2 separate regions of the Mus musculus genome follow, and region 2 is linked to region 1. Evidence: chromatin loops called from intact Hi-C (ENCODE). Cell type or tissue: heart. All regions are shown on one strand. Links, peaks and the distances in the headings refer to the core of each region. The heading gives the core; the rest is flanking DNA.

Region 1 (16,531 bases), core at 5,022-13,021:
ACCTCCATTTAGGAGATGACAGACATGGGAGCACAGGTCTGGGAGCCAGTCTGACATGCCAGCTGCAGAGGGCGAATGAACTGTCTGAGAGTCCTCTTTTGTATCAGCATCTCCTGGAGCAGCCTCAGCAGTGGGATGAACATTCAATCCTGGTCTTGTTTGCTTCAGAGCTTGCAGCCATTTGTGGAATGCTTCTCCTACGTTTACAGAAAGGGAAACCAAGGATTAGAGAGGCCAAGAAGCTTCGAAGGTGGTCCAGTGGCACTGTCAACTGAGCACAGTGGTACCAGAGCCTCAGAGGGGCATGCCAGGGTAGGGACAGACTGGGTTGCGATAAGGCCCTCTGTAGACTGCTGCTGCTCTATGGACTGACATTGCCCTCCCCGCCCCCTACTGAAGGACTGCTAGGAGCAGAAGCAGAGATGACATCAGCTTCCAGCATCCAGTGTGGTGAGACTCTGGCTAGCTTGTCTTCTAGACTTCCCTGGATTCCTACCCAGAAAAGACCAGAGGTGTTTCCTGTAGATGTCAAGCTCTTCACTATACCAGTGTGGCTGTAGACTCTTATCTCCTTATTGATAGAGAGGAAGATGTCAGGATGCTTTTGTTTTCTAGACACATACGTTACATTCTCTCTCTCTCTCTCTCTCTCTCACACACACACACACACACACACATGCGTGTGCGCATGCACACACACACATACATACACACACACCCTACACAGTGCACACACATGCATTCATACACAACACACACACTCATATGCTTGCACATGAACACACATGAGTGCACACACATACACACATGCACTAGCAGGCATGCATACACTTACATGCCCATGCATGCACTCTCTCTCATTCCAGAAATGGACGAATATCTCCTCAGAAGGAGATTCCTGTAGAGTCTCCGGTCTCCCAGTGTGGAGAGCCTGGGTGTCTGCAGAGTGAGGCCTCTAGGTCAGACCATTATCACCTGGGCCTCCAGAGATGGCCCTAGAGACCCTCTTCACTCCTGATGGCTCCAAGGATGCCCAAGACTCTCAGCTAGGAACCTAGAGCCTTCCTGGGAGAATGTATGAAGTGTCTCTTATGCCCTGTTTGCAGCTGTAAGGCTGGGACTGGGACTTTTTAGGCTGTGACCTCATGTGGCCCCTGTACTGCTAGAGAGGAGGAGGTGTGGCCACTGTCCTGGGGCCAGGACCCAGCACCTCGTGGTTGGATGAAATCTGTATGGGCCGTCTGGTTTCAGCTAGAGGGGACATGCCTAAATCTCTATCCATCTGCTGCACCTCTTCTGGAAGGATGCCAGTGGGGACTGGAGCTGGAGGAAGTAGTGCTGTCTACTGTTAGCCACCGCCTAGGTGCAGTCCTGTTGAAAAGCCATATTCAATCTGGCAGAGGACCGGCACACACGGAAGTCCAGCCCATAGCTGGCTCTGGGCTTGGTCCCCCATCTGCCTACTCTCTATTGGGTGGCTCCTGCTCACCCTGGAGGGTGTATCCTGCTACTCTCTGCTGTGTGCCCTCTGGCAGTTGCCCAACCTCTCAGTGCCACTCTGGGGGCTGTGAGGGTGTGAACTGATGCCCCTCAGAACATATGCCAGCACCACGAGCACCCAAACGACAAGCTTTCGTGTGCACTCTGCTTCACAAGCAATGGTCCCCAGATGTCCTCCCAAGGGTGCAGCGGCTCCTCTGTGGAGACAGGATTCACTATGTGATCCTTGGTGTGAGGTGGGACGTCTGTTAAATGTCCATCATCTGCTCAGATCTGCCCTCCAAGAACACCATCACCAACATCAGACATAGATTGCTCTTTATGAAAAACATATTACATGTATTTATTCTCTGTAGTGTGTGTGTGTGTATTCTTAGAGAATTTTATACATGTTTTGATCATATTCATCCTACCTCCCCCAACCTTTCCCACAACATTCCCAGATTTGTTAATATTTTGACACTAGAACATACCAGAAACAATTAGTGGGCTTCTCATCTCTTTATATAGTTGTAACTATTTGTTCCTTTCTAGTCTGGCTAGTTTTATGTCAACTGGACACAAGCTATTTTAGAGGAGGGAACATCAATTGAGAAGAGGCTTTCACCAGAGGCCTTTCTTTAGGGCATTTTCTCGATTGATGTGGGCGGGCCTAGCTCACTGTAGGTAGCTCCTGGGCCCTTGGTCTTGGATGGTAGAAGAAAGCAGGCTGAGCAAGCAAAGTAAGCAGCATTCTTCCAGGGCCTCTGAAATCAGTGTCTGCCTTCAGGGCCCCGCCTTGATCTCCCTGGTGATGAACTATGTCATCAGGAGGCAAAGGCGATAGAATCTCTGGAGATGGAGTTATAGGTTCTCTCTCTCTCTCTCTCCCCCTCTCTCTCTCTCTCTCTCTCTCTCTCTCTCTCTCTCTCTCTCTGTGTGTGTGTATGCCCACATACATTCATGCGTGCATGTAATAAAGGGTGCAGCAGGCTAAAACTGTCTTAACTGAGAGGGTTTATTTTAATTCACAACCCCAGGTTCTGTCCATCACAGCAAGGAAGTCAAGGTGGCAAGCTGCCTCACATCCACAGTCAAGAGCAGAAAGAACGACTGCACGCATGTTCATAGCTCAGTCCACCTTTTAATTTCTTACATAATCTAGGATCTAAACCCAGGGAATAATGCTGCCCATAGTGGGGAGGATCTTCCCACATCAATGCAATCAAGACAATCCCACACAGACTTGCCCACAAGCCAACCTAATCTAGACAACCCCTTATTGAGACTCTATTCCTAGGTTATTCTATATTGTATTAGTTGATAACTAAAGATATCCATGACACACACACATCTTTTGTAGATACAAGCTGTGTGGAACCTTCAAGTGTCATGTATTAAGAGGATTGGAAAGATAGCTCAGTGTGTACAGTTTGCCACACAACATGAGATCCTGAGTTTGATTCCCAGGACCCACAGAAAAAGCTGGGCATGGCGCTCATACTTGTAACCCACACCATCACTGGAGATGTTTCAGGGATAGGCAATCCCTAGAGCTCTGTGACCAGCCAGCCTGGCTGAATTGATGTGGTAGTTTGAATATGCTTGGCCCAGAGAGTGGCACTATTTGGAGGTGTGGCAATTGGTGAGCTCTTTATTCAGTAAAAGACCCCCATCTCAAGCAGATGGAAAGAGATTAAGAAAGATACTCAGTGTTCATCTTTCTGACTTTTATACACACATGTACATACATGTACACACACACAGCTGTGTGAGATCAAGGCATTAAATCTTTTCTAACAGGACAGTTGGTGCGGGGCACATAGAATGCTCTGTTACATTCTGAGACTGCATTATGAATCCGCATGTGGTTCTGCCCTATGCTTGTGTGGTTTCTTGTGTGAAGGTCTGATCGTCTGGTGTACTGGTGTGAGGACGGGGAAAGAATCCGGTTCTTCCTAGACTTTCCCCCTCCAAATCACAAGTCATTTGTCCCACAAGATTTACAAAATATGCCATCTTCTTCCAGTTTATCAACAGGGAAGACCCCACAATCCTTTGGGTCATATTTATGGGCTCTCTTCTGTTTCATGGAGGGTGCAAGTGTCCTGCTGTGTTAAGTAGCAGGAGCGCTGTTCATCTGGGGATGTGGTTCAGGTGGTAGAGTGCTTGCCTAGATGCATGAAGTCCTAGGTCTGATTCCCATACCCCATAAACTGGGCATGGTACTGCACACCTGTAATCTCAGCTCTGAGGAGGCTGGGGCAGGAGGATCAAGACTTTGCCATTCTTGAATATACAGTGGGTTCAGTGCCAGTCTGGGCTCCATGAGAAAAGACAAGAGGAGAAGAAGGAGAGGGAGAGAGATGATTAAATAATATTATTTCTAGAGTGTACCTATTTCTTCTCACAAATAATGACTTCATTTTCACCAGGAATCATTTCAAAAGGGCTGGAGAGATGGCTGGGTGGTTAGAAGCAAATAGTTCTCTTACAGAGGAGTTCAGATGCCAGCACTTGAGTTAGGTGGCTCATAACTGCCTATAAATCTAGCTCCAGGGGATCCAACACCTCTGGCCTCCAAACACACACACACACAGGTGTGCATGTGTGCCTGCACACATACATGCAGTCTACTCTGCCTGTGTTCACCACTATGAAGAATGTTAGCAGGATTTTAGTTAGCAGGGTTGAATTTAGATAAGAAAAAGACAGGTTTATGTTTAATATAGCTTCCTGTGAGGGAGGGCTCACCTTCTCTGTTCTTATTTTTATATGACTTAGTAAAGTCTTAGCATATGTGCCACACACTCCTCACATGTTTCTTGTCAATATATGTAGATACTGTCTTTCAGTGTCTTAGTGGGTCTATGCTGGCTCACTGCATATTTATGAAGTGGCTGATTGCAGTATATTGGTTTGGAGTGGGCCTTTTAGGTGTGGGCACACATGGCCAGCCCTTGGGCTCTGCCCCATGCTGATTCTTTTGTGTATAAAACCACGTTAGAGTTACTTTTTGTTGCTGTGATAAAACATCATGACCAAAAGCAACTTATAGAAGGAAGACTTTATTTTGGCTTACGGTTCCAGAAGAGGAGTACATAGTGGACAGAAAGTATGGCAAGGCGTGGTCAGAGTGGGAACTAAGAGATCACATGTCTAACCACAGGCAGAAAATACAGTAAACTGGAGATGTAACAAGGCTAGAAGCTCTTAAAGCCTTCACAGCCCACAGCCAGTGATCAGATTTCCTTCAACATGGTTCCACATTGGAAGGCTCCAGAATCTCCCTAAACGTGACATCAAGTGGGACCAAGTGTTCAGATACAGGAGTTTATGGGGGGACCTATCACTTTCCAATTGCCCTCTCTGTGGCTAGTGGGGCTTGGTTGAGAGTAGCCATGTTGTAGAGGAAAGCAGCCATGCTATAGGGGAAGTTTCTTACATTTCCACTCCTGTCCACTCTTCTCCCACTCTATCTCATAAGTAGAAAGATAAAATATTTACTGATTATGTCATAAATAAATTTATTCTCAAACATTTCTTTGCTTTAATGTAATTTTACCATGTATTAAAGGCAAAAAGCATGTGAATGAGATGAATATACTTGTATTTTTGTGTAAAGATTAAATCGTGGCTGAATAGTTGATAAGACACACTATCTTCTGTGTTTTGCAGAGTTGATTGACATTTTGATTTTATAACCATCAAGGCTGAGAAGTGCTGTTTCATATACCATTATAGTTTTTTTTTAAAGCAGGAGTGTGTTTACAGCCATTTAGAAGATTGTTGGCAATTCCATCCTTATCCCATGCCAAAATTCATTTAAAAATCTAAAAAAAAAGCTGAAACTCAAGTCAGCAATTCAAACAGCAACTTTTGGATCAAACATTCTAACACATTACAATCCACAGACACACTAAATTGGTACGCACAGTGAGGGACAGGAAATACGGCAAATCTTTGTTTTTCCATAACGAAGCCATCACGTTTCTGTAAGAACAGAAAGCGTTGCACATTGCTAGTGATAAACATTGCAGTTTCGGTAGGGAGAGGGCTCAGCCTGCAAAAGCCTCCATGCCTGGGGACTTGGGCTTTTCCCCTGGGTCCCATGTGGAGGAGGGAGACAACTGACTTGCTAAGATTGTTCTCTGACCTCAAGTGTATACACATTCACACACACACAAAACCAGTAAGTAACTACTTTAAAAAACTCATTGGAATCTATACAGTTTTCACCATAGTCTTGAACTGAGGTGTTTGAGGAAGTGTTTGCTGCTGTTGTGTGGCATGAGACCATGTACAGTGCAAAATGCCAGGATTCTATGTTCTGAGCCAGGGATGCTGTGCCGTCCCTGAATGCAACACCAACCGACACTGACCAGAACGACTTTGAATTAATTTTTATGTATTCAGAACCCTTCAGATTGTTTCCAGATTCTTTTGTGCCCTCCTTTGGGGTTGTGACCAGCAGTTTACAAAGCTGTGCTGAAGATGACAGGGAGTGAAGGAGAGCAGGAGGGACAGCCACCTTTAGATCCCAGACTGGCTGTCATTAAAATGGAGGAGGGCTGGTCGATGTGGTCCTGTGACTCCATCTTAGCCCCACCTTGTGCTTGTAATTAGCACAGCTTATAGAAACTGTGGTTTCTACACCCCCACCCCCATTGGAGTCAGCCTAAAAATACCAAGGGCTGAGTCATACAAGGGCCCCTTTATCTCTGGAGGGCAACAAAAGGTGGCCCTTTGTCACATCCCAAGAGCCATCCTGGGGTCTGCATCCTTCTGCATAGAATGTATACCCTGTATAACTTTGTTGGAGGAGGGGTGCCGTAGTTCCTCAGAGGCCTCTGACTTGATGGGTCCATGATTGCAGTGACCAGATCCCTCCATGAGTCCTGCTTGTCTCCTGTCTCTCAGCACAGACTCTTGTCTGACTCAATCCCAGATCTCCCTTCCTGCCGTTTCCCACAGCACGTTCTCAAAGCTGTTTCCCCAAACTCTCCCAGTTGATGACATCAGCTGGTCAAGGTGGGCAGATTTGCTAATCTTTTCTGTTGCCACAGGTATTGGAAGGATCCGAGAGCAAAGTGGTTAAGAAGCCGCAAGAGCCACACCAGCCACATTGGAAAGCCTGTTCACAAGGGGAAACAGACACCAAATTCACTGTATGCAATGTTTTGACAGGCTGCCGTGCTAAGACTAAAAGGAGGAGATGGAGATGCTGATGGGAACTGGTCCAGGGTCCTGGAAAGAGGCCCTACCTCATCAGCCCCTGCCCAGCCCGCATTCACAAGCTTCCACACACTGGCATTTTGTTGAACTGGATAGTGGTTTGTTTTGTTTTGCTTTGTTTAGTTTTAACATACCTTATGAAAGAAAAGGATTTTTAAAGTGCTAGCCTAGAGCTGGAGAGGTAGACCAGTGGTTAAGAGCACTTACTGCTCTTCCAGAGGTCTTCAATTTGGTCCCATTACTCACTTCAGGCAACACACAGCTGCCCGAGATCCCAGTTCTTTTGGCATCTGTCTGTACCTGCAGAGTCATGCAGACACACACACACACAGGAATATAAATAAAAATGGGAAAATCTTTTTTTAATATAGTTATAGACTGCTTTCTGCTGAGACTCATCTTTCTAAACTGTGCTGTTCAAACCGGAAGCAGCTGCCTCTCCAGGTCTCAGGAAATTACAGGCCGCATTTGGAATATCAATGACATGATGGTTGCAGCCATCAAAGGGGCTCAGGGATGGGAACACTGCCTCAGAGCCTGGCCCCGCAGAAAGTCATTTCTTTTCATTTGAAGAGCCCCCACAGATTATTTTTAGCATCTGAAGTTCATCTTCCCCCTTCCTAAACTTAAACTTCAAGGAAGCAAATGTGTGTGCCTTCCCCCAGAGCACCAACCAAATGCCTGTGGCCTATGCAGGGAGGAGACCAGACACCCTTCACCATCCAGTCTGACTGAAATTTCACCCTGATGAATGAGCTGAGCACTGTGGTGGTTTGGCCTGATTACAGATGCCAGACCCACAATGAGCCACAGTTGTGTGGTCTTTGGGACTCAGAAGACACCAGGTGGCATCTCTGGGACCCTTCTCGGGCAGCAGCAGCCCTCTGGGATGACCCATGCCTCCTTCAGTGCACAGTGGGCAGGAGACCCCAGGCATTCTGCTCCACAGCAGCCTGGAGAAGCCTCAGCTGACGGTCAGGGAAACTCCTTCTGCTCCTTCTGGTGGGCTCTGCATTCTTTCCTAGTAAAGTAACGTGCTGGAAAACCAGAGTATACGGTCAGCATTCTTCCTATAAACAGAGCGATTGTACATTGTGAAAGAGTCACTTAGCGATGACTGGAGGGTTGCCATGGTTACCCTCCCCCAGCCATGTGGTCCCAGCATCCTGTGGACGTGGAGCTGGGCGGTTCCTAAAGGAACGGTGGTAGAGGAGGCACTGGATGGTTTCTTCGACACTCTGGTACTCCTCAAGAGCAGAGCTGTCATCAGTGGGAAATCCTGCCCTGCCCTTCCTCAGCTACAAGGTCCTGTTATCACAGAAAGTCACACACGGGATCCAGGGTGTGAAGTAGACAAAGATGAGGAAGCCTGGGCAGACCCTGGGAAAGCATGCTTCCCTACCCCTGTGTGCTCCGTCCCCTAGAGCTTCCCTGAGATGTCTCAGTGGACCCACTTGCCCCTAGGAAACAATGGGAAAGTGACTAAACCCTTCTGCATTCACTGGAGGGCTGGCTTCTCACTCATAACTACACCTGAGACAACTCACCAAGGCCTAGGGGACAGTTCAGTAGCCACCCAAGCCAATGGATTGGAGTTCACATGCCCACAGCAGGCAAGGAGATGACTAAGAGTTTTCATTAGATGCTACAGGGCAACAAGGGGGCTTCAGGAGTCCCTTCCAGTGCGGCCTCTGCTTCCTGTGGTCTTCGGTATTCGACTTCTCATTTGCAGGGGTGCCACAGACACCCCAGAGCAGACTAGCTGGTTCTGAGTTCATGTAAGAGACTCTGACTCAGTGTGTAAGGGGGAGAGCAATCAAGGAAGAAATACACACACTGATGTCACACACATGCATGTGCACGCACACATGTGTATACACACACACACACTCGCATGCACACATATGAACATGTACACATACATCATGCTATTTTTCTTTATATTTAAAATTTTTCCTTTTTCTTTTCTTTCTTTTGTTTTATTTTACTATTTTGAGACAAGGTCTCTCTATGCAGCCTATCTTGGAACTCTCTTTGTAAACCAGGCTGACCTTTAACTCACAGAGATCCTCCTGCCTTTGGCTCCCATCATTTCCAGTTAAAGGCGTGTGCCACCATTCCTGACCTAAGTTTTTTCCTACGACATATTTTATTCATAGTCGTTTTCCTCTTCAACCTCTCCTAGACCCTCCCCACCTCCCTGACCCCTTAGCTTCACGTGCTTTGTCTCTCTCAAATGTAACCAAAACCAAAACCAAAGGTCAAGACAAATAATAAGACAAAAATACCAAAACAAAACAAAACAAAACAACAACAACAACAAAACAAAAAACAAAATACTTAGAAATCCACTTTGTGTTGGCCGACTACCCTTGGGCACAGGGCCTGTCATGGAGTGTGGTTGGTATCCCAGGGAGACTCCATTGGAGGAAACTGACTCCCTCTGTTCCAGGGGTATCAGTGCAGATATCTTCTTGGTTAAGGGTGGGATGGTGTCCACTTCCCCCTCTCAGGGACCCCGTCTGGTTTGACCCTGTGCAGGCCTGTGCATGCTGCCACAGTCGCTGTGAGGCCTCTTGTGTCGGGAAGACAGTTCCCTTGGAGCCATCCGTCACTCTCACGATCCCACCCTCATCTTCCACACGGACCCTGAGGCTTGAGAAGAGAGGATGCTGAACTTACCGCTCTTCAGTCTCCTACTCTCTGCACATGCCCAGCTGTGGTCTCTGGGCCAATTCCCATCTCCTGCAAGAAGAAGCGTCTCTGACCTGAGTCCCCGCCTCCTGTAGATAGTGTAGGTCAAATAAAAAAATATGTTTAGAAAAGAAAATTTACCTCTGGCTGTCCAAACACGCACAGGCCCAGCCTTCCATGGGACACACACCTGAGTAGAATACCGGCTGTGTACACGGAATTCCTTCTTCACTAGATTTCAGCAGAATCCACATGTTTTTGAAATAAAAGCCCGGCTCTAGGCTGTACTGAAAATCCCAGGCAAGAACTCCCTCCACATTCTGAGGCTTAGCTTTGCCTCTTTTTGCACAGCTAGTTTCCATGCCGCCGGTTCTTGCAACCACCCGTTGAGATGCAGTCTGAACAATGCGCAGTCAGGCCCACGTAATCCCAAATAATTAAAAGCACACTCGCCATTCATTGAGTTGGGGCCACCTAGACAAGCCCTCTGTTGCTGGGACTTACCAATGGCTGAGGCACTCAAAGAAGCGGCGGGCCAGGTGGCAGGCACAGTGGTGGAGTTGCTGCCTGTGTGATGGGGGAAGAGGCTGAGAAAGAGGTTGCCTCAGATGCTGCATGGTGACAAGGGGCTGCCAGAGGCCCTTGTGGCATGGCTCCTTCTGGACTTACTTCCCTTTCACAGCCTGTTGGAGTTCTCTGGTGTTGGTTTCTGGTCTTTCCGTGTGTGTGCGTGCATGTGTGTGTGTGTGTTGCTTATACCTGTGTACATCCATGTTTGTATGTGTGTGGGTGTAGCTGTGTGCATGCATGTGTATGTGTGTGCACATGTGTATAGCTATCCAATGTTGAGGCAGGGTGTCTTCCTCAATTACTTTCTGCTTTACATAGTGAGGTCTTGCTACAGAGGAATGTGCAGATGGGTTCCCCGGAAGCCTTGGTAAGCTGTGTTCTTTGGTTGTGGTGGTGTGCTCTTGGTAACAGGGTCAGAAAGGTAGCAAGGGACTCAGGCCTGGAAAGGGGGGCAGCTAAGGTATGATGCAGCTTCATGGTTGGGTCCTGAATTCATAGGTCCCTCTGGAACAGTTCTGTGTCAGGTAAGGGGTTGGACCTCTGTCACCAATAACCAGTTGCCTATCCTAGGGTGGGGCATGGCCAGAGGCCCCAGATAGGTGTCATTGGCTGCCAAGGTCCAGGCAGGTGCTGAGCGAGAGCCTCCATTTTGAAGGGCAAGTTGGGTAACAGCAGTATCACTGTGGGTGCCCTGGTTGAGCTCACACCGCTCACTCAGCATGGTGCAGTGGCCCATTTGGAAGAGCAAGGCCCTGGGTTAGGGCCAACCTCTCTCCCCATGGCCTGCCCTACCCTTGCCCCACCACAGTTGGTTTCAGAGAGGAAACCAGTGGCCCCTACTCCCCTTTCGACGTCCTGGCCTGTTCTTCTCTTACCCTGGACAGCTTTCACAGGCCCAGCTTTTCTTCTGTATATGACTCTCTCTACCATCTCCTCAGGTTGGGGCTCAGATGCCAGAAACTTCTCAGGCTGTCCATGTACTGTGGTCAGGAAAGGAGGGAGGTGATAACTACCTTCTATCTGTCCCCTGATGAGGCCAATTGTTTGAAGTCTGTAGGACAATTTCCTACCAGTGAGACCTATGGATTTCAAGGTGAGGAGTTCGTGTTGCCAGGAGGCAGCCATCATGGAGAGTTTGAGGGGACTTCCTGTCTCTCACCAAAGCATTTTTGTGTGAGAACCTGGACTTGTAGGCACAGAACACTATGGAAAGAAGACAAGAGTGGGAAGCTGATTTCAGGGAATGGTAGGTAGCATGTGTGTGTGTGTGTGTGTGTGTGTGTGTGTGTGTGTGTGTGTGTGTGTTCCCCTTTAATCTTCTTTGTTTTGTAGATCCATGAATTGCTTCCCCCAGGGAACACAGTACCATCTGACAGTCACTGGCTCAGGGTATCAGATGTCTCTTCCTCCCTGTCTTAGTCTGCTTCTGCTGCTATAACAAAATGTCTGAGACTGGTTAGCTTAACACCATATATTTATTGCTAACAAAACTAGATACTGGAAAGTTCAAGGCCCATCCCTGCACTTACAGGTTTTGTATAAGCAGAGGGTTCAGTCTCTGTCTACAATGTGGTACCTTGCACTCTGCAGCTCCAGAGGGAACAAGAGTAGTGTCCTCACTTTGGAAAGCAGAAGGGCAAATGAGAGTTAGCAGTCTCTTATGAGGCCACTGACCCCATTTATAAGAGTGGTATTATCCTGACTTAATCACAGCCCACTGAGCCACCTTTATTACGGTTACATTGGCCTTAGGCTCAACATAAGAGTTTGGTGGCCGGGGGAGATGGCTCAGTGAGTACTCTCCACCCCAGCATGAGGACCAGAGAAGGGATCTCCAGAAACTGTGTTAAAGCCGTGTAGGTGAGATTACAGGGAGTACCCTGTAATCTCAGCCCTGGAGGCAAAGATAGGGGATCCCTGGGGCAAGCTGGCTAGCTAGACCAGAGGAAATGATGAGTTCCAGATTCATCAAGAGACCTTGCCTCACCAAATAAAGAAAAATGTGATTGAAGAAGACACCCTCCTCAACTTTGGGTATTTACATATATGTGCACACACAAGCATATGCATGCACATAGCTATACCCACATGCATGCAAGAGCATGGACATACACAGGCATGAATATCACAAACACACACACACACACACACACACACACACAGAGAGAGAGAGAGAGAGAGAGAGAGAGAGAGAGAGAGAGAGAGAGAGAATTGAGTAAGCACACAAAGCACACATTAAAAGCCCAGCGCTGACCTTTATAAGGCATGCCTCCAATGGCCACCCCAGCTGCAAGGCTGGAAGGCCCTCCCCTGCCCTGCCTGGCCAACAGCAGTGTGCTTCTTATGGGAATCCACAGTGTTTGCCACTTCCCATCTCCACACCAAGTAGGATCTTTCACACTGTGGCTGCTGTCTTGTGCCCCACAGGGACATACAGTGTGCCCACTCAGCAAGAGTGACAGCAAGATTAGTTTATAAAACAAACAAGACTCAGGTAGTTCATACATGATGGGGATGGAACCCATCTCTTGCCCGTGCACAGCAAATAATCCATGGCTGAGGGACAACCCTGTCCAAGGGAAAGGAGAATTTTACTGGATTCCCTTCCAAACCTTCTGGCACACACACATGTTCTATTCTGAGCTGCCTGCTGAGTGCTGGAGGAGGCACCTGCCCTCGGCACTTGGGCCTCAGAAGGACTTTCCCGGATGGCTTGGCTGTGATCAGGACCTAGGCTGTCCTGGGAGCCTCATGGAGAACCTGCCTGAGCTCCATCCCAGGGGCTCTTCTGCAGGATTTCTGGCTGAGTCTCTTCATTGCTCTTTGGAACATTCATTTAAAGGACCTGAGCCAAATATATATATATATATATATTTCCCCTCACTATTGAAAAAAGAAGAGAAAGAGGGGGAGGGGGAGGTGAAGGGGAATAAGGAGGAGGGGGAGGGGAGGGAGGAGGAGGAAGAGGAGGAGGAGGAGGAAGAGGAGGAGGAGGGGAGGAGAAGGGGACAGCAAGATTAGTTTATAAAACAAACAAGACTCGGGTAGTTCATACATGATGAAGGGGAAGGAGGGGGAGGAGGGGGAGGAGGGGGAGGAGGGGGAGGAGGAGGAGGAAAACAGGAAAACCAGGACCTTTTGTTAAGCCAATGGTCTTCCCCTCTGCTTTCCTCCAAGACCCAAATGGAGGCCTCAGATCCCACCCCCATTTCTAGCACTGTGTTGGCCTCTGTGTTTGCTGCTCATCCATGAAGCCAGTCTCAGGGTGTGGTCATCCATCCCCTTGTGAGCTCCCTCACTATCTAACTCTCAGGTGTCTCCAACCCTGCTCCCTCCACCTCCTAGAGCCAGACTTTACACACACACACACACACACACACACACACACACACACACACACACACCACATCCTTCTTGATGGTCTCTCCCTCTGAACTTCAGCTTCATTGAAAATGTGAAAAGACAGCAATGAGAATTTGTTACCTTGTCTTCATCAAGAGAGCTATGATTGATTGTCGTTGGCAGTGGACAGGACAGGAAAGCAGGGTAAGGAGTCACCCATTTCTGGCTGTCTGCTGAAATACAGACCTTCATCTCCAGATTCCCTCAGCACTTCCACACCTACCCCATACTGGTTTCTCAAAGATGAAGACACACCATTGCCCTTGCTTAGAACTGAGGAGGTAGAATCTAGAGAAGCTGTGTTTCTCACGATGCCCACTGGACAGGTAGTCAGGCTGGTGTTGGTGACAGAGCTGGTGTCCCTAGTGAGAAAAGCCTTCTACATCTTGGAGGAATGGAAAGTCTGAATGATTCACTAAGTTTTGGGGTCCTGGGTTTCTGGGCTCCCACCTTTAAGCAGATGGTGCTGTAACTGGCCTGCAGAAGTCACTGTGGCCAGGGACAGTGTCTTCTTCATTTGTGGGCCTGCCTCTTGCTTGAATGGAGGTATAGAGGGTTTGGACAACCTAGCTTTTCCACAGCTCAGTGAGCAGCCCCTCCCTGGCTGGCTGCCCTACAGCTGAAGGAGTATTGTGCATGGTGTGTGTTGGTCCTAGAAGCCTAAAGGTATGCACAGTGTGGTCAAATGGGACACTGTCCACCAAGATCCTATTCTGTGGGTACAGCTGGCCCATGGGCCATCTCCAAAGCCCTGAACTTTCCTTTTCTCCCACACTGTCCTTCCCTTGCAGACGTTTGTCTAATTCATCCTTCATACTTCCAGGGCTTGATATGGGATAAAACCCAGAAAGACTCAATGATGAACGGACTTTGTCTCATGCTAAAGTGATAGCTACATAGTACGCACCATCAAGCTGACAGAGGACACACACACCATCCAACTTTGTGATGAGATAGCCAGTTCCATCTGGTTTTGTCTTAGAAATCCTTATGGAAAATGGATTAAGATGTATAGCCCTCTTCTGATCTAACTCACCACACTCTGGTGGCTAGTCTGGATGTGGGGGGTGTCCCACTCCTCTCTGGGTTACCAGCCAGCCCTCTCCAGAGCAATCTCCTTTCATTCAGGGAAGAGCTATTGGTCAGGCTTGCTCATTCCGTTAACTGTTGACTCACAGTCTGAAAATGTGCTCAGGACCCGTTGTGGCCAGCGAGCCTCAACAGACTCCTGCAGGAGGACTCCCTTTCCACGCACGTGCCGTCCTCGGCACCTTCCTGCCAGCTGCACAGCGACCCTCCTAATGGGACCCTCATGTTTCAGCTTAGCCTTTAGCCATAGGCTTTGGCTCAAGACCTGGCAGAGGGGGACAGAGGGAGAAAGCCATCTGGAGAGGAATCAGTGCTCAGACGAGAAAGGAAATTGCGTTCGGATGATCGAGACAGCAAAAGGGAGGGAAGCTCGCAGGGCCAAGTTCAACAGAGGGGGACTGGAGTGAGCAGGCGGGGGCCCTGCTCTGTGGATGCTGGGGTCTCTTTCAATCTGGCAACAGGGGGCAAGGGTCTCTCCTTCTTCTGCCACCTTAGGCATCAGGAGTTTAGGCAGGTCTGGTAGTCACTCCAGAGATGTTTTGGGTTCCCAAAACCATGGCAGGGAAGGCCAGAGTGAATCTATCTGGATCTTTCATGTAACCCACATGGTTAAGTTGCTCAGACTAGGCCCCAGCCTTACTCTCAGTAAGGTGTCCTTGGGTACTTTATAGCATCATCCTTTGGGTCACTAGGTGCCATTTACCCTTTAAGCATTTAGTTGAGGGCAGGCCTGGCCCTTTGTTCCAGTGTCCCTGTGGCTGGCTCAGAGCTGCTGGCCACACATAAAAGCCATGCCCATGTCTAGAACCTGAGCTTCTGGATGCAAGAAGCACTCAGCTGAAGCACCTTGCTAAAGACACTTTCCCTGGGCAGCAGCAAGATAGAGACTTTGTCCTTCTGTTGAGTGGAGGAAAATGGGTAGGGCTAGGCAAGGTGACAGAGTAGCCAGGGCCAAACCAAGCTGTGGTTCACAATGTGGTACCTAGTGGTTGTTGTGAGCCTCCAGCTCAGCTGTGGCCCAGTGTGTCAGGAGACTGGACTACCATGGGAGAGTGAATGTGTTTCTTGAAGCACCCCCTACAGGTTCCTACCCAGCATTTTCACAGTTCAGTGGCTCAAGTAGTGGAGGTGACAAAGAGCTCTGCTCTGAGGTCCATCTGAACAGTTTGTTGCCCAACAGTGACACTTGTCCCCAGATCTGCGCAGCAGCCACCACTTGAGTACCATTGTGTGTCAATCTGGGCACCTGCCAACAGAAGGCATCTGAACATGGACGAGCCTGTTTGTTGAGCCAGGAAAGTGCAGCAGGAAGGTTGGGTTGGGAAGCCATTCCTCACCTTTTCTGTTCCCCACAGATGTCAGCTGCCTTGTAACTCCAGGGGGGGAGGGACAGGGCACCTCTGGCCCTTTGTGCTCTCAGGTGCTTAGTGGGTATCTCAATGTGATGGCTAGTATTGACTGTCCACTTGGCAGGGTGTAGAATTACCCAGGAGACAAAGCTATGGGCATGTCTGGGGAGAGGATTTATAAATTGTGTTAACTAAAGACCCAACCTAGTATGAGTGGTGCCATCATGGGTCTTTGATAGGGTTTTACTGCTGTGAACAGACATCATGACCATGACAACTCTTATAAGGACAACATTTAATTGGGGCTGGCTGACAGGTTCAGAGGTTCAGTCCATTATCTTTAAGGCAGGAAGCATGGCAGTGTCCAGGCAGACATGGTGCAGGGTAAGCTGAGAGTTCTACATCTTCATTTCCATACAGCTAGGGTGCCAGTATTAAAGCCCGCACTCACAAGGCCACACCTACTCCAACAAGGCCACACCTCCCAACAGTGTCACCCCCTGAGCCAAGTGTATACAAAACCATCACAGGGATAGAGGCCTAGACTGAATACAAAGAAGACAGTGAGCCAAGCCCAGCACTCGTCTCCTCCTGCTTCCTGACTGGGTGCCATGCCACACCCTCCTGCTTTGTACTCACGATGCCACCCCCACCATGATGGCCTGTACCTGTAAACTGTGAGTCCAAATAAACCCTTCGCTGTTGGTTTTTTT
Region 2 (16,531 bases), core at 3,388-11,387, 63 kb before region 1:
ATGGGAAGATCAAGGAGAGCCCTTCTTTGAGTGTTCTTGGGGGCTCCGCTGAGAGGAAGGCAGAGTTGGTGAAAGCCAGGGTTCTTTTGTAGAGCAGTAAAGTTATTCTGGGCTATCCAGGGTCAGTGGGCTCTTGTCAGCACCTCAGAGGCTTTTGGCATCATGAGGCAACCCACTGCACACAGGAGGTGAGGGTCTTCCAGGGTGGAGGTGGAGGGAGGACATGGTTAGCCTGTGTCATAGGAGTGAGCCTTCTGAAGGGCAAGACAGCTGCCTGGTGGCTTGGCAGAGGGGAGGGTGAACCAGCGGAGGTCAAGAGGGTCATGCCAGAATAATGCAGTAATTGGATTGTAGCTAGAAGTTTGAAATCCACAAGGCTGTGCTCATGTAAATAAATGATTGAATAAATAAACAAAGAGAAGGAAAGAGGAAGGGAAATTCCAAACAAACTTTGCCGCCCTCAGCAGATATTGAGTGGAAGCTTCCGTTTGTGCCTGAGCGTGGGGCCTGCACGGTGACTTCCCCGGAGGCTCGTGTGAGGCTCTCACTAAGAGTCCCAGAAGTCTGAAGCAGCAGTCCCAGTACAAGCTGGGCATGGTGGAAGACTCCTGTAATTCCTTCACTCAGGAGGCCAAGGCAGGAGCACCACATCCCAGTTTTGAGGCCTGGCTGAGCTATACATACCAAGAGCCTTTCTTTAAAAAAACAAAACAAAACAACAATAACAATAACAACAACAACAACAACAAATCAGCCCAAGGCTCTCTCTGCCTAGGCCCCAGTAGAACCAGATAGGCAGCACTATACTTCTGACAGACGGAGGCAGAGCAGAAACTGACCAGGAGGAATGCATCAGATGAACCCCACATGGGGCCCTCTAGGCAGCTTAAGGTCTTTAAAAGAGATGTTCTGAGAAACCCAAAGAGATATGGTGAGTAAATGTGACATGATCACAAACTGTCAGTACTACCTCAGTTAAGGGATGTGTTAAAGATGAGACAGAGGGGAGAGCCTGAGGCAGGAGGAGGAGGGATGGGAGGATGAAGGGAGGAGAGAGGGAGGAAGGAAGGGGCCTGGAGGGAGGGAGACACTAGGAACGTGCAGAATCTCTGTTGACAGCAAGTCTTCAGCAAACCTAAAACCATTCTTAGGTTTAAAAATGTATTATGGGGTGTGGTCATTATACAATACCTACTTCAGGTCCTGTTGGAGCCACCAGGAACTAGGCCAGGCGGTTTTTGTTTAGTGTTTACTAGCATATATTAATTCTACATAATAAATACTAGGTTACAGCCAAGTGTGGTGGCACACACTTTTAATCCTAGTAGTCGGGAGGCAGAAGCAGGCAGATCTCTGTGGGTCTAAAGCCAGCCTGTCTACATGGTAATTTTAGAGAAATTGCTGCCAATGTGTTTCCTTAGGAACAGTCTGTCAACAGAAGGCCTGTGAGATACCCTAGCAATAATAAATAAGGACATGGCATTTCTAAAAACACCTGTGGCTTTGTCCCTATCCAAGAAGAAGACAGGGAGGAAGAGAATAGAGCAAGCAACCCATGGTGAGATGAGGCCAGAAAGCGTTTCATGGGCTAGCTCATACCTCCTCCCCATGCACTGCTTCTCCGCTCCCCACCTCTAAACGACTCCCTTGCTCAGTTGTGCTGGGACAAACGCTGCTTTATAAAGTGACTGCTGGCTTGCAGGTGACCATGGGGACTATCCCATCACCAGACAACTCAATGCTTTCTGTGTGCGTGATTAGCACACACAGAAGCGATTACAAGCCTAAGGGTGTTGAGAATCAAAGCACTGTGGCAAGGGACTAGAGGTGCCCACAGTGTGAGACACACTGGACTTCAGAGCAGAACAGCACAGGATGGGGTAGAGGGTAAGCTGGTTCTCTGGAGCTAAAGGGTCCTGGGGTGAGCAGGTGGAGGCTTGAGGGTCAAGCTGTCACGGAGGACTGTGACTTGCCAGGGCCCTGGGTGGGGACAAGTCAGTGGGAAAGTCCAGGAATCTGACAGTAAATGCAAACCAGGTGAGTTTTGAATTCCTCTCATATGACATTCTAAACAGCAAAGGACGATGTCGTGCAATAAGCAAGCAAAGGGAAAATGCACTGTGAGGCAGGGGCTGCTTCAGCCGTGGCTACCATGTTGAGAAGGAAGATCAGAGACCCTGCCTGGGCACAAGAGATGAACACCTGATGACTCGTTCTGTGGCAGCATCAGGACTGTGGAGGGCAACTGTAGAAGCCAATAGAACAACCACCAGCTGCCTGGGAAGGGCTGAGTGCAGACAGGAGCGTAGCTGTCAGTAGTGCCTAGGCATTCCAGGCTTCAGGTCTGACTCTGCCGCCACGCTGGCTCTGGTGGCCACTTCCTGTTGGTGGGATCAGGTATCAGCCCTGCTGGAGAGAGAGCTTTGGAAACTCCTCTACTCCCTGTCTGCCCTTTCCCTGGCAGAGACAGGCTCTTCTGTCTGCAGAAGTTTAATAGCTGGGGTGCAAATCTTGGAGCTGTCAGCAGGCTATGCTGTCTTTCACTTCAAGCTCGACTAAAGACTGCTTTAAAAGGGAGACTTCCGTGGATTATTACATCAAAATAGTTTTGAATGGAAGAGGGAATTCACAAACTATATCCTGCAACCAGATTTTCACCTTTGATGTCACTAGGGGTAGAATTCTCCCTAGACTCGCTACAACCTTGATTTTTTTTTTTATTCCGTTTCTGTCCCAGAGAGTCTCTTGTGAATTGGGTATTTGTCATACACCTGTGAACCAGGCAGGGTACACGAGGCTCCCATGTACCCATATCCACCACGAGAGGGCAGCATCACCTCACTAAGTGCAGATCAATCACACACACACACACACACACACACACACACACACACACACACACACACACACCTACCAGGTCTCCTAGCAACCATTTCCTAGACCCTCAAGGCCCAGATGAGTTCACCTATGCTGCCCCAGACTCAGGAGGCCAAGGTCCTGCCTGGGAATGACCTTAGAGGACAGCAGAGCCCCTGCTTGCTCCTTGATGGTGTGCAGGGCTGAAGAGTGGGAGAGGCGGGTGCTGAACAGAATAACTTCAGCAGACCTTCTATCCTTGTGTCCTAGAGTACCAGTCCTTCAGCATGGTTGGAAGTGTGCTTGAAAACATTGACAGCCCCTTGCTGTCTCTGGCCCCCAGAGCCCCAGTGGGGACAATCAGATGACTAGGTTAAGTGCACATCCAGAGAAGGGAGCTTATGGTTTTGTGGGCTTAACTAGCTGTCTGTGCTGGGCCAGAGCAGAACTGTGTGGCAGTTAGCCAGGGCCTCAGGCAATGGGAGACGTTTGTCTCCAGGCACTGCTTCTCCATATATTCATCTGTTTACCCAGCCATGTAGCCATGCATACCTCCATCTACCCACCCACCCACTCATGCATTCACTACTCATCTGCCCATCTCATCTACTCAACCATCTATCCATCCATCCATCCATCCATCCATCCATCCATCCATCTGCCCATCCACTCATCTGCTCTACCACCCGTCTGTCCATCCATCCATCCATCCATCCATCCATCCATCCATCCATCCATCATCTATATGCATCTACCCATCTACCACCCATTTATCTGTCCCTCCATTTATCCCAGTTCCCCATCTGTCCATCTATCCACCTATCCTCCACCCGTCTACCCATCTGTCCACCTGTCCAATGGTCCATCCCCCATCTGCCCATCCATCCATCCATTTATCACTCAGAAAATACCTTTGGAGATGTGTGGTTAGGCCATGTGCGTGATTCCAGGCAAACGCAGAGTTTTTGTTCAACAGAAAACTCACATGAACCAAATATGCATCTGAAAATTGAAAACTTCCTGCTAGCCACATTAAAATCAGGTGAAGTGAATTTCATATTTTATTTAACCCAGTATGTGAAAGTTTCCATTTCCACATGAATTCAATATGAGCCATAAATAAGGGACTTTTACTTGAATGTTGATCCTGGTCCTCAAGACCTGGTGTATACCTTCCCGTGCCAGCACATCTCCCTTGGGCCCTGCCACAGGTCATGTGCTTAGACCCACTCTATTGTCCGATTAGGGTCTGGAGTGTTCTCCCAGGCCGCATCCTGGCGGCAGGTACAGGCTGAGTGGGCCACTATAGTGAAGTGACCGTACCAGTGGGCAAGGGGACTGGTAAGTCTTCCCAGGTGATGTGGCAATTGAGCTTCAAAGACAAAACAGGGCAAAGAACACCTTCAATGTCATTTCTGGCTATGTCTCCAGAAGATCACCAACAGCCAGAAGGAATCAGGTGTGTTCAGTGGCCCTCACACCAGGCGCTGCGAAGAAACCATGAAGTGAAGTCTTCTGTCACAGCCAAGCTCCGCGCCCCTACTGTGCACGTGGAGCCAGGAGACCCTGTTCTGCACCTCTCCTGGCTGCATCTGGGAGACCCGATGGCCTGCCTTTGGCTGCCTCTGCCCTGCCTGGGCCATCTGGGCAGAGCAGAAACTCACTCTTCCTCCTGCAGGTGGCGCCCTAGAGACCCTGCAGAGCCAGTTGTCCACTGTGATTGGAGAAGGTCCAGTCCTTCCTTTCTGCACTTTGGAGGGGGCTGTGGCTCTTCTAACTGGGTCCAACTACTGTTTCCTAAGCGTTTCTGAGATCACCAAGGCTGCGCTCAACCACTGTGTTATGCTTGGGAAGCTTCCAGAAACTTTTCCCATGTGGCTCAGACACAGAGGGAATTCCTGGAACCCGTCTGTAAGGAGGTTTCTGCTCTGACAATCTTCCTCAAGTCTAACTGAAATCCCTCTTGCTGTTGGTTCAATGCCCTCTTCTTGTGGGGCTGGCTCCCCAGCAGGAACCAGGCAAGTGTTGGTACCTAATGGAGCCCTCCTCCATAATAGCGCTCCCTCAGTTGGGAGGAGCACTGCTTGCCTCCTTCCGGGGCTGAGGTGGCCCATCCCCACCTGCCTGGGGGTCCCAGGAGGGAACAAGTGAGACCCCACAGATATGGTAACACAAGTCTAAGACCTTCTTAAGGGAAGGAAAGAAATTGTGGTCCTTCTCAGGAGGGGCCACACCTATTGCAGCCATGCCAGCCTTGGATCCTGGAAGCTTCCTGGGGGTGGGAGGAGTGTGCAGTGGGAGACCAGTTGGATCTAGGTTTTGTCCTAGGTGGTCTTGGGCCCTGGGCATGTGATGGCCTCTGTCATGACAACCCTACCTTCCTCCTACAGAAGGTCAAATTTTCTCCAGGTTTTACCATCTGTCTCTCCTGCTGCCCCCACAGGGCTCACAGGAGATAAGGTGATGGCCTCCCTGCCCACCTTGCCCTGGGGAGACTATCTAGTCAAGGGTTAACCTGGCAGGCTTGGTTTGGCCACACCCTGCACAGTTTCCAAAGGCATGGCTCTGACCCAACTCCTGGTAGGTGACCTCTGACCTCAGCCCACTTGGAGAGTCTGGCCTGACAGTGTCTGTGTTTGCCTGACCGTCTCGGGTCACCTCAGTGGTCCTTGCTGACAGTGTGATTTATGGTGGGGCCTTGAGCCATGCTAGGTCACTTGATCTCAGCAGAGCTGAGACCGCAATTTTCTTACATGGTGCTCAGGCAGCCCACTTCCAGTAACAACCCCCTCCCCAGTGTGGAGGCCCCATAGGCTCACCTGGCTCACTCACACACATTCAGGAGACCGTGCAGACAACACGCCTTCTCTGGATGGGAACCTGTGACAGTATAGGCCTGGCTTCTCCTGGGCTCTGTCCTCTCTGCTGGTGTCTGCATGCATCCTGTCCCTAAGCAAGCCCCAAGCGTTAGGAGAGCTGCCGGGAGCTCCAAGGCTCTCAACACATCCCTGGATCTGAGGTGGCCTTGGAGACCCAAAGCTTCAGGACTAGCATTTCAGTTGAGTGGTTGGGAGGGCAGGAGACAGGGAGGTGTCGTGGGTCATTCTGTAATAGCCTGGGGCTCATAGGTCTTGCCTTACAGTTTATTGATTCCTTTCCTAGCTTGCTGACCCCTTGATGGCCTCAACTCCCTCTCTCTCTGACTACTTGGGTCAGCACTCCAGGGCAGGAATATACTGGGTAGGGCCAGCATCTCTTAAGATAGCATTGAGGCTTAGTGTTTTGTGGGGCAGTAGAAGCTGGCCACTGCTCCCAGAAAGGCTTCCTTGACATCCAGGAATGGTGGAACATAGCATGTGCCCCTGTGGACAGCTCTCCCATAGTGCCTGTGGCCTAGTAGTTCCAGGTCCAGCCCTGAGCCTTGGGCATAGCTCTTCAGTAAGGGATGCCTGTCCCTGTGTGCTCCTGTGTGGCCCTGTGTGGCCCTTGCTTGCTTTGGAGCCTCTGATGATTGTCCTGCAAAGCTGTAGAGTCCATCCCCTCTTTCCTCTGCTCCAGTGTCTACCTGACCAGGGACTGTGTCTGTCTCCAGGTGGTCTCATCCAGGTGAGGTGAACCCAGCTGCCAGCTCAGACGAAGACTGATCTCAATGAAAGCTCTAGCCACCGCCTTCATAGCATGGAGACCCTAGCTACATGTGTAGTTGGCCCGATGCCAGGTCAGTCTGAACGTGGGCCTGATCTCGACCACAGTGCCTTGGTCTCTACTCAGCCACAGTCTGGCTGAGGCCTCCCCATCTGAGCCAGAGGCAGTGTGAACCCCTCAGCCCCTCAGCCATGTCCTCAGGATCCTAGGCATGGGGTGAAGAAGACATGGACTTTGAAGGGTGTCTGATGTGCCTGATTCTTTGAGTATGGCCACTCCCCCGCCCGCCAGGCCTGTAGACGTGGCTGCCCCCACACTGCCACGTCGCTACTTCCACCCCAGCCGGCAGGAAGCTGCTCACTCTCGCTCCCTCTTTGTAAATTTTTGGAGGGTTGTTGTTGCAGGGAACATCTGGATGGGGCCCAAGGAACATAATAAAAAGGAGAGAGGCCTGGGGAGGAGCGGGGGCTGGAGGTCGGAAAAACCATCTGACTTCGCTTTGCGGAGACAGCTGCAATTATGCTGCCGAGGCTTTTGCAGCCGCTTCAGACCACGCCGCTGACGTCAGTGGGAAACTATGAAGCTCGCCATGGTTTGGTGACACAGAACATGAGATACATCCCAAGCTCCCTCCTAGCCCTGCTTGGAGTGGGATGGCGGATGGGTTTCCCCGGAAGTGCATAGTCCAGGGTCTCTCTAGGGAATAACCGGGCTCTCCCATCCAGGCCTTCCATGTGACAGGAGGCTGAGCACAGAGCTTCATCCCATGCTTACATTGCTAGCTCCATGGAGAGAGGCACCCTGGCCTTTTCTCCAGCAAGCTCTGTCATCCCTCCATCACCCCCCAGGGCCTGACAAGGGACATGGCCATCAGGGTGTCCTTCTTTCGGTGTCCTCCAGCTCCGGCAACTTTTCGATGCTTCCTGTGGTTTTATAGGGCTGGCTGTCAGTGCCTCTCATGGTGTCCTCGATCTTGGCCACTCGCTGTGTACTATGGGGAGGAATGCAGCTCGGACCATCCTTCTGTCCCTCCTGAGCCAGAACAATCCTGAGCTAGGTAGGTGCCTTGCCCCTGTGGTCTTTGTTGTACGAGGAGGTATTGCAAAGATTTCAGGGTCTCCAGGGACACTGGTACATGCAATAGGTCCAGCCCTCCAGGAGGGGTCCACAGCCTCCCTGCTAGGCCTGTGCACTTTCTGCCATTGCAGTCAGGCTCCTCTAGGTTGGAAAGGCTTGCCGCTCGTGAGGACGTGCGGGACATACGTGTTGCCGTCTTTGTACATGGTACAGACATAGGTCTGACAAAACAGCCTCATATTGGTTTTGAAAATGTGGCATAAAATTAAATCTGATGGAGCTGCCTGCTGCCCGCTGCACAGGGAAACAGTGTGAGTGTCTGTGGAAGGCTGTGCTTGGGGACCCAGCCCTGCAGGGCTCAGGCCCTACAGCTCTACCGGGTTGAACAAACCTGTGGCTTCTTAGGGTCCTGTGAGCCATCCCACAGCTTGAAGGTACACTTTATAGGTGGGGAGCTCAGGTCATATCATTTGTCACTGGACTTAGGTTGGCTGGGCCTCTGCCAGGAAGAGAGGCCTAGGTCCTAAAGGCTATGTAGCTGACCTTAGGGCCCTGCTTAGAGAAGCCCTCGCTTTGACAGGAGCCAGGGCCCAAGCAATCTGACAAGAAGCCATCTGGCAGCAGGGATCCCTGAGTCACAGCTGGGATGTGAGCCCCTGGGAGGCCTGAAGACATTTTTTTCCCCCTGTGGAAATAGCTGTGGGCTCCTGAACTGACCCCTCCCGCTGCCTTTGGGGGCCCTGGGGTTGAGCAATACTGTTGTTCACCACTAGTGGGGCTGACCACCTTTGTGGGACTTTCAGTCGGCCTGAGCTGAAGCCAGAGCATCACTCTGTGGCAGACAGCTGGACTTGGGCCTAGTCGTGTCTCAGCGAGGGCTTCTCCTTGGAGCCTCTGTTCTGGTCCCTGTCTGATAGAGCCTCCTGGGCAGGCGACATGGTGGCCATCTTAGACAGGCATACAAGAAGATTAACCTGGCTGAAGTTGTCTCTTGTGACCTGCTCAAGGAAAGGGAAGGGCTGGTAGGCCTTAGGCAGTTGTGTTTGTTCTCCTGAGGCTGGGAAGTGATGTCTGCTGCCTGATGCGACTGCTGGACACGGGGAGCAACTGCTCTGAAAAATTCCCCAATGAAGTCCTTCCCCTGGTTGCCCATTTTTGTGGGAGGCACCTATCTGCCTTGTGTCCCCATTAGGTCTCTGCGGGGGTTCCTGAGTGGTCAGTAAGATTTCTCTGGTGTGCTGGAAGACCTCTGTGTCTCCCAGGGTTAACTGCACATGTACGTAGGGTGATGCTGAGGTTGTAATAGGGGCTTGCGAAGATCAGGAATCTGCAGGAGGGCTGAGACTCACTCCCATCCCACAAGAGGCTGCTCCAGGCTTCAGGTACCCATGGAAGCCGTGACCACAGGAGAGGAAAACTTAAAAGGGAGTTGGTCTCTGCAGCTACCACCAAGGCGAACCCTGCTCCAAGAAGTCCACCAAGGCTGACCCTGTCAGGCCCAACTTCCTCCTTTGCAGGATTCTGCCCAATTCAGCAGTCCCTGTAGACCACAGGGACTGATGGGTGTCCTGCTAACACAGGCACCACACACTGGGTGTAGTTAGCTCTACACTCTGCGTACAGTTGTGACAATGACTTTGGGTCTCCTGCAGTGATTTGGGGCTCACCGCTCACCCCACTTTTGAGAATATCCTTCAGAAAGTAGGGCATGGATCAGAATCAAGTCTGAACCCAGAGCTAGGTCCTAACTTTGGCCCTTAGGAGCAAGGACGTCAGAAATTTGCTCATAGACTTCGGTGATCCTATTGACCCTTCATGAAGGTCTTAAGTTCTGAACTTCCCAGGTCCCCATCTGAGAGATCTGCTGAATGACAGATGAGATGCTGAGAGGCCCATGGAGGAAAGGTACCCACTGAGGGTCGCATAGCTGGCTAATGGTAGTGGCAGTGTCTTGACACAAACTCAGACAGACTTTCATCTGGCTTCTTAGCCTGGTGGAATTAGCACAAACCATGTTGGAGTGTGTATGTGTGTGTGTTTGAGTGTTAGTGTGTGAGTGTGCATATGTGTGAGTGTGTATTTGAGTGTGAGTGTGTGTGAGTGTATGAGTGTGCATATGTGAGTGTGCATGTGTGAGTGTATGTGTGTTTAAGAGTGAATGTTGACTGTGTGCGCGTGTGTGTAAGTGTGTATGTTTGTGTGTGTGTGTGTATGTGTGTGTGTGTGTGTGTGTGTGTGTGTGTGTGTGTGTAGAGGCCTTCTGGAGCTGAGTCCTTAAAAGGCAGCCTTTCTGTAACTTTGTGTTCAATCCTTCCAGAATCTTCCAGCATTCATCAGATACATGATAGCTACTCATTCAGTGTGCCAAAGCGTCCTGCTGCTTCACTGTGTCCTTTATACAGTAGCAGTGTGGTTGGCTGCAGCCGGATGCCACCAGGCCTGCATCAGCTGAAGGTAGATCAGGATACTTCCAAGTGATCGCCATGTGACTGGGCCTCCCCACACAGCTGCAGAGAGCAGTTTGTGTGTGCCCACAATATGGTACTATCCTTCCTGGCTCAAGACCCCCATCTGGCAAAAGCAGATCTGCCTGACATTGACGAGTCAGCCTCACATGTCACCCCAAAGGGTTCTTCTAGTCACCTGACCCCTTGGATTGTCTTAAGCTTAGCCAGGTCCCAGTAGTGACATTCTTCAAGGTGGCCTTTGCGCCCACAGCCCATGCTGTGAGTGCCTAGATCTCCTCTTTGGCAGGAAGAGCCAGGTGTATTTGAATTGGCTTGAAGCCCAGGCTTCCCCACAAGCCCTCCATCCAGGGCAGTAGCTAGGCAGGGCCTGAAGGGCCTTTGCATGACAAGTTTGGGGGGGGATACTCACCAAGAGGGATGTGTGGCTTGAGTGTCCTCAGACTCCTCGTGTGTAAGCTGAGCAGTGACAGAAGTTGCCATGGATGCCAGAAAGATGGACACCTGGCCAAGTACACACACAGTGTGAGCCTTACAATTCCAGTAGCTAGGCTGTGGCACACCTGTGCTCTGGCCTTTGCCTTAGGGGAGCTGTGTCTTTGTACTGGAGAGTGCCATGGGGGTGGGAGCAGAGCAGGGCTCCTCCCTGGTGGTCTACCAACAGAGCCTATGGGCTGTGAGGAGCTGGTGGGCCGCACCGATGCTTCTGTCTAATTACTCCTGCCCCCTCATACAGTCACGACGACTCTAGACCTGAAGGGAGATGATGGCTTGATAGAGCTGGGCCATCAGTTTTGTTGGAGCAAGATAAAAATAAACCTCTATAGTAACTTAACCACGAGTATGCAAGCCAACAGGACGAGCACTGGCAGGAGGTCATAGAGATGGCACAGTGAGATAAGGCAGGCTCTGGTCACCCAGGGACACCTGGTAGCAGACCACACCCTCCAGAAGGGTCTGTGTCGGTGCAGGCTACAAGCCCCTGCTCCCTACCTCTCCATAGCGGGGACTCACATGCCCTGCCACTCAAGGCTTCTCTTCATTAAGGTGAAGGGCAAAACAAAACAAAACACAAAAACCCTAAAGACAGGCAAGAAGGCTCAGCTTGCATTTCAAGACAGAAACCCTGTGGTCTCTGACAGGAGCTTCCTCTATTAGCGAGGAGGTGGCATGTGTAGGACTGCCTGAGACCTCTTATTCCTGTCTGTCTGATCATCTTCCTGGAAGTCCCTAGGAAGCTGTGAGTAGCACTGGTGGCGGGAGTGCCCCTGTTTCCCTTCTGACCATGATACTCTCCTCCCCAGGCCAGGCTGCAGGGACAGGCCACTGCTTAGAGCTCTTGAAGACAAGAGTGGCCATAGCCTGCCATCTGGCTGTCATTTTCTGCTCAGATGGGGTAGGTAAGGCTCCAGGGAATAAAGCAAGTTTCCATCAGGATTTGAGGCCAGGCTGCCCATCCTTACCATGGGCTCCAAACCCCGAAGGCTGAGGCTGTGGCCACCTGCAATCTGCCTGCTCATCTATTAGATTGTCTGCAAGGTCCAGCCTGATTGGCCCTGACACCAAGGCCATGGAATCTCAGCTCTACCTAGGACCACTCCCCAAGCCTCAGCTTCTAATCTGTGAAATGGGGCGACATTGCCTTCTCAGCATGGGGTTAACGCAAAGACATGGGAGCAAAGGTGATGTGAGTACTGGGTGTCAGGCTGGTGCTGCCCCAACCAATTCCGACTTCCCTGCTGAAGCATGGTCAGACCACCTCCAGCTGGATATTCTTGACTCTGGAGTGTTCCCTCTGGACTTAATTCTCACCAGCACCATGAATACTCTCTACCAACTGGACTGGGTCCTCTCCTGACTCACGACAGCAGCGGAGAATGACGTCATCAACCTGGGCATCTTGTTACATTCAGGATGATCCGCTATGCCAAGCAGCCTTGAAAACTCCTAAAGCCCCTGCCAGGATCAACTGGTCTCTCCTGTCTGCTCCCGTGTCCTGCATCTGGGCGAGAGTGAATCTGGGAGGTAATGGGTAGGCGACAGTTGAGGGAACTGGCTGGCTAGTAGGTGGGGTGTGGCCCTGGCTACTGGCCAGCCCTCAGACTGGGACCAAGACTCTGGGTCAGACTTGTCTTATGTCAGGACAGCTTGGGCCATGGAACAGAGGCAGCGTTGCCAAAACAAGGTTTAAAACATCTCAGAAAAATATGTGTGGGACTGTTTTCCATGGGATTCAGGTCCAGTACTGGGGAGGAGGGGGAGGTGAAGTTTTAGGAGAATGGGGAGTGGGAGGAAAATGAAGAGGCCCCAGGTCCATTGTGAACCTTTTTACTGGGGTCCTACCACCTTCCCAGGACTTGGGAGCCCTAGTTTTGTCTCTTCCTGATCCTCCCCCACCAGCATCCTGGGAACAGGGCCCTACTCTACTCCCCTGATAGGCAGCTAAGGATAGAGGCAGGGAGTGGCTGGGTCTGGACCCACTGAGGAGTTTGGGAAACCCAGCAATATGTTAAGATGCAGAACCCGAATCCAAGGCAACATCACCAAGAACACCAAGAAGGCAGTTCTGAGCATGGGGACCGGACAGGGCCTCCTACGCTTGGGTCTCTTGCCACAGACTTTCTAAGCAGCACCTGGGGGCAGTGAAGCTCACAGGGTGACATTTCATCTGCCCCTGTACTTATGTGCTGCTCTGTGCCCACTCTCCTGTGCATGGCCTCGGATGCTGTGGGGCTGGCAGTGAGCCCAAGCCTGTACTCATGCCCAGCTCTCAGTGTGTGTGTGTGTGCATGTGCGTGTGCGTGCGCATGAGTGCGTGTGTTATCCTGAGTTCTCTACTGCCTGGCTGTTCCTGGGGAGTGGGCAAGGCTACATCTGAGCCATGGTGAGTCCCTCAAGTGCTGTGGAGTTCAGCCTGGAACTTGTTTGGAGTGAGGTATCTGGGGCAAGCTTATTCTACATGGCTTCCCTTGTTCCCATGGACCCTCCACTCACTAACTAACCACTGCTACCAAACAGTCATCTACAGCCTACAGATGTCATGAACCCATAGCTCAGGGACTCAACACACCCACATCTGCAACATCTGCAGCCCGAGTCTTAGTTGTGGGGACCTGGTCCTTCTTCTTTTTTGGCCTTTCCCATAACACGAGTGTCCTGAGGACCGGACTTCCCTAGTTAAGTGTGTGTACTGTGTTGGGGGCATGGCTGGGATTTTTCAACAGTGACTGATGACCACCGTCTACACATAGGCCCCGAATCTCATGTTTACCCTGTGCTCTTTATTTCCCTTGACTAAGATCTGCTGACCTCTCTCAAGTCAGGGCCTACCCCTAGAGTCATATACTTGGGTATAGACTTTGGCTTTCATTTCCTCTTGAGAGATCGGGGGTGGGGGTGGGGGACAAGCAAACCATCCCAGCCAGGCAGGAAACAGGTCATGGAGGTTCTAAATGGACATAGATGGGACCCTCATGGCCTCGGGGTTGTGGCTTCCCCCATGCCCTGGTCTTCCCAGTCACGTGAGCTCCTATTGGCTGAAGCAGTCTCATGGCTGCTGCTGCTGATCAGTCTCCCTGGTTCAGAGGTCCGGCTTCATGTCAGTTTGATCTAGAATTGAATGATATGTTTACCTGCTGTTATGTGCCCCAAGTCCCGAGGGCTCTGGTTTCACAATCGTCTCATCTTGGTGCTGCTTGGTGGGGTTTGTGGGTCTCTAGACTGCCCTCTCCATTGTCCTTGCCAGAGAAACCACTGGGTGGATAGCACATGTAAGCTGGCAGGGCCAGTTGGGAGGCCGAGTAGGCTGGGCATCATGCACAGACGCAGGGCATTTGATGTCCCTCCTTATTATATCCTTTTTCCATTCTCAACCCGAGATGCATGTGCACCTGTTCCAACAAGCCTACTGGGACAGTGGCCGCACTGGTGTCCTGGCCTCTGCTTGTACATTCTGCCCTGTGGAGCTAGGGGATATGGAGCTGGTGGCTGTGGAGTGGAGCACCAGGATAGGCCCACTGTGGTCTTCCTCTCAGAGCTACAGGAACCCATGAGGCTCACTCTTAGTGCAGGGCATAATGGAGGTGTGAGGGTCAGTCATGCTTGCACATGGATGGGAGAGGCAGGCAGGATACTGGAGATATGAGTTCACACTCAGAGGATGCTGGGTGCTTAAGCCACTCCCTTGAATTCAGACATTTTCTCTGTATTTATTTGGAGCAATGAACAAGCAGGCCAGGATGACAATTGATCCTGTGGGAGGACAATCAGAGGCCAAGCAAGACCTGCTGCTTTGAGAGGCCACTGGAGGTCCTCCCTGTTCTTGGGACTCCAGAGGACACCTTTGCAGCTACTGACTCCATGGACTGCCATTGGCCCTATGTCTTAGTTACTTTTCTTGCCACTGTAACAAAATAGATGACCAAAGCATTTTACAGGAGGAAGGATCTGTTTTGGGTGCTCCTGACTTGAGATGCTATAGCCCATCATGGTAGGAAGACATGGTGGCGAGAACGTGAGGTCAGAGAGCAAACAGGAAGTGCAACCAGCTTAGGAATCCCAAAAGCCCACCTCCAGTGACCTACTTCCTCTAGGAAGGCTCCACCTCCTAGAAGTTCCACAGCCTTCCAAACAGAGCCCACAGCTGAGGGCCAAGTGTTCAAACACCATAGGGAATATTCACATTCCAGCTATAGCATTCTGCACCCCCTGCCTCTAACTGAACCTAACCACCTGTCTTGCAGGATGCTCCAGTGTCCCTTGAGGGCTGTCTTCTGGTCTCTGTCACTTGGCTTCCCAGAACATACCTTACTCTAAGGTGCAAGAGTGTCAGATGCCACAGGGATGCCAAACAGGTCAGAGACACATTCTGTGATATGCAGCGCTATTTATCTTATCATCAACTCATTGATGAGAAAAAAGATACCCAACAAAAGCAATTCAAGGAAGGAAGGGCTTATTGTAACTAGCAATGTGAAGGTGCATGATCTGTCATGGCAGAGATGTCTTTATGGCAGGAAATGGCTTCGTCAGATGGCACCCGCAGTGAGGAGGCAGAGGGAGGTGGATGCTGGTGCTCAGCTCACTTTCTCCTTTGTATTAAGTCCCTGGGATGGTGAAGTAGAAACTTAAGGGTTCTTTGGAAAGTCAGTTGTGTTGGATGGTGTTTTGCTGGGGCAAACACGTGAAGGAGTGTTTTCCTGAAGTGGACACAGGTGAAAGACTAAGGCAGACTTGTGAAGGAATGTTTGGCTGAAGCAGACACAGGAGAGAGGATGTTATGCTAAAGCAAGTATGTAAAAGGACACGTGATGGAGGATTCTTTGCTAACAACATGCATACATTAGTTTGCCTTAAATTGCGTAGTTGAGCTGCATTTGTCTGGACTCCATAGAAAGAAACACACCAAAACACTTCTAGTGATGTGCCGCTTCCTCGGACTCAGGCTGATTGGTGGAGTGATGTCAACTGAGACAGACACACATGCTGAGGCAAGACCCGTGGAGGATACTTGATGTTTGGAGGGTATAAATGGAACTCAATGGACACTGACAGAGGCTGATCTTGGCTTGCTTATAGAGCTAGCTGTGAACCGCTCCCAGGTCTCAGGTCTTTGATGATCTTTGCTTCCTTGAGAGAGACACAGCTGAGAACTTCTCCTGGTGTTCCTGCTGGTCCCTCCTGCTGACTTGAGCGGAGGCTGAGGCCTGGTTGTCTTTGCTAGGTAGTGCTGCCGCTGCTGATTCGTGTTTGCTATCCCGACTCTACTGACTTGGACTGCTGGTGTATCCGTGAAGTGTTTGTAAGTGGATGGAGCTGCTGCTGCTGACCTGTGAACTGAACTACTGTGTCTTAGTTAGGGTTTCTATTCCTGCACAAACATCATGACCAAGAAGCAAGTTGGGGAGGAAAGGGTTTATTCAGCTTACACTTCCATACTGCTGTTCATCACCAAGGAAGTCAGGACTGAAACTCAAGCAGGTCAGGGAGCAGGAGCTGATGCAGAGGCCATGGAGGGATGTTCTTCACTGGCTTGCTTCCCCTTGCTTGCTCAGCCTGCTCTCTTATAGAACCGACTGCCAGCCCAGAGATGGTCCCACCCACAAGGGGCTTTTCCCCCTCGATCACTAATTGAGAAAATGCCTTACAGTTGGATTTCATGGAGGCATTTCATCAAATGAAGCTCCTTTTTCTGTGATAACTCCAGCTGTGTCAAGTTGACACAAAACTAGCCAGTACATACTGATTTCCTGACAACGCAGATGGGAGTTGCTCCAAACATCCTTCCTAAACAGGTCCACTCTCCCCCACCTCCTGTATCCTTTCTTTTCTACTACCTCTGGTGGGTGGTGGGCTACAGGGGAGGTTAAAGCATTTAAGAACCACTATTAAACATAGATTTTGAATAAAAATTAAAGGATGATGCTGGCCACATTCAGTGTGACTCCATCTCTTCAGCTAAACTGGGAACAGCTCTTTGACATACCTGG

What was found. Hi-C counts contacts between places; a loop is a spot of excess contacts. Peaks named below come from ENCODE experiments on the same cell type or tissue, not always from the same donor. Only the 100,000 strongest peaks of a DNase experiment are listed, where the experiment ranks them.
Region 2: a loop joins it to region 1, with 2.0 times the contacts of the local background. A loop is called at or near these places in 2 of 42 quality-filtered maps.

The regions. Positions count from the first base shown.
Region 1 is chr2:27,828,444-27,844,974 of GRCm38, forward strand. It overlaps Gm39777 (a long non-coding RNA gene), which reads right to left and starts at 9,962. Exons shown (of 3, transcript XR_866074.3): 1 at 9,599-9,962; 2 at 9,397-9,497; 3 at 4,538-6,613. In heart, for the core only: no CTCF peak of the experiment used is centred there; no DNase peak of the experiment used is centred there; H3K27ac peaks cover 3,374 bases.
Region 2 is chr2:27,767,546-27,784,076 of GRCm38, forward strand. No RefSeq gene overlaps it. Among named protein-coding and RNA genes, the nearest start is that of Gm39777, 63 kb to the right of the region's middle. In heart, for the core only: a CTCF peak has its summit at 8,326; DNase peaks (open chromatin) are centred at 4,566, 5,586, 6,986 and 8,246; H3K27ac peaks cover 4,278 bases; H3K27me3 peaks cover 530 bases.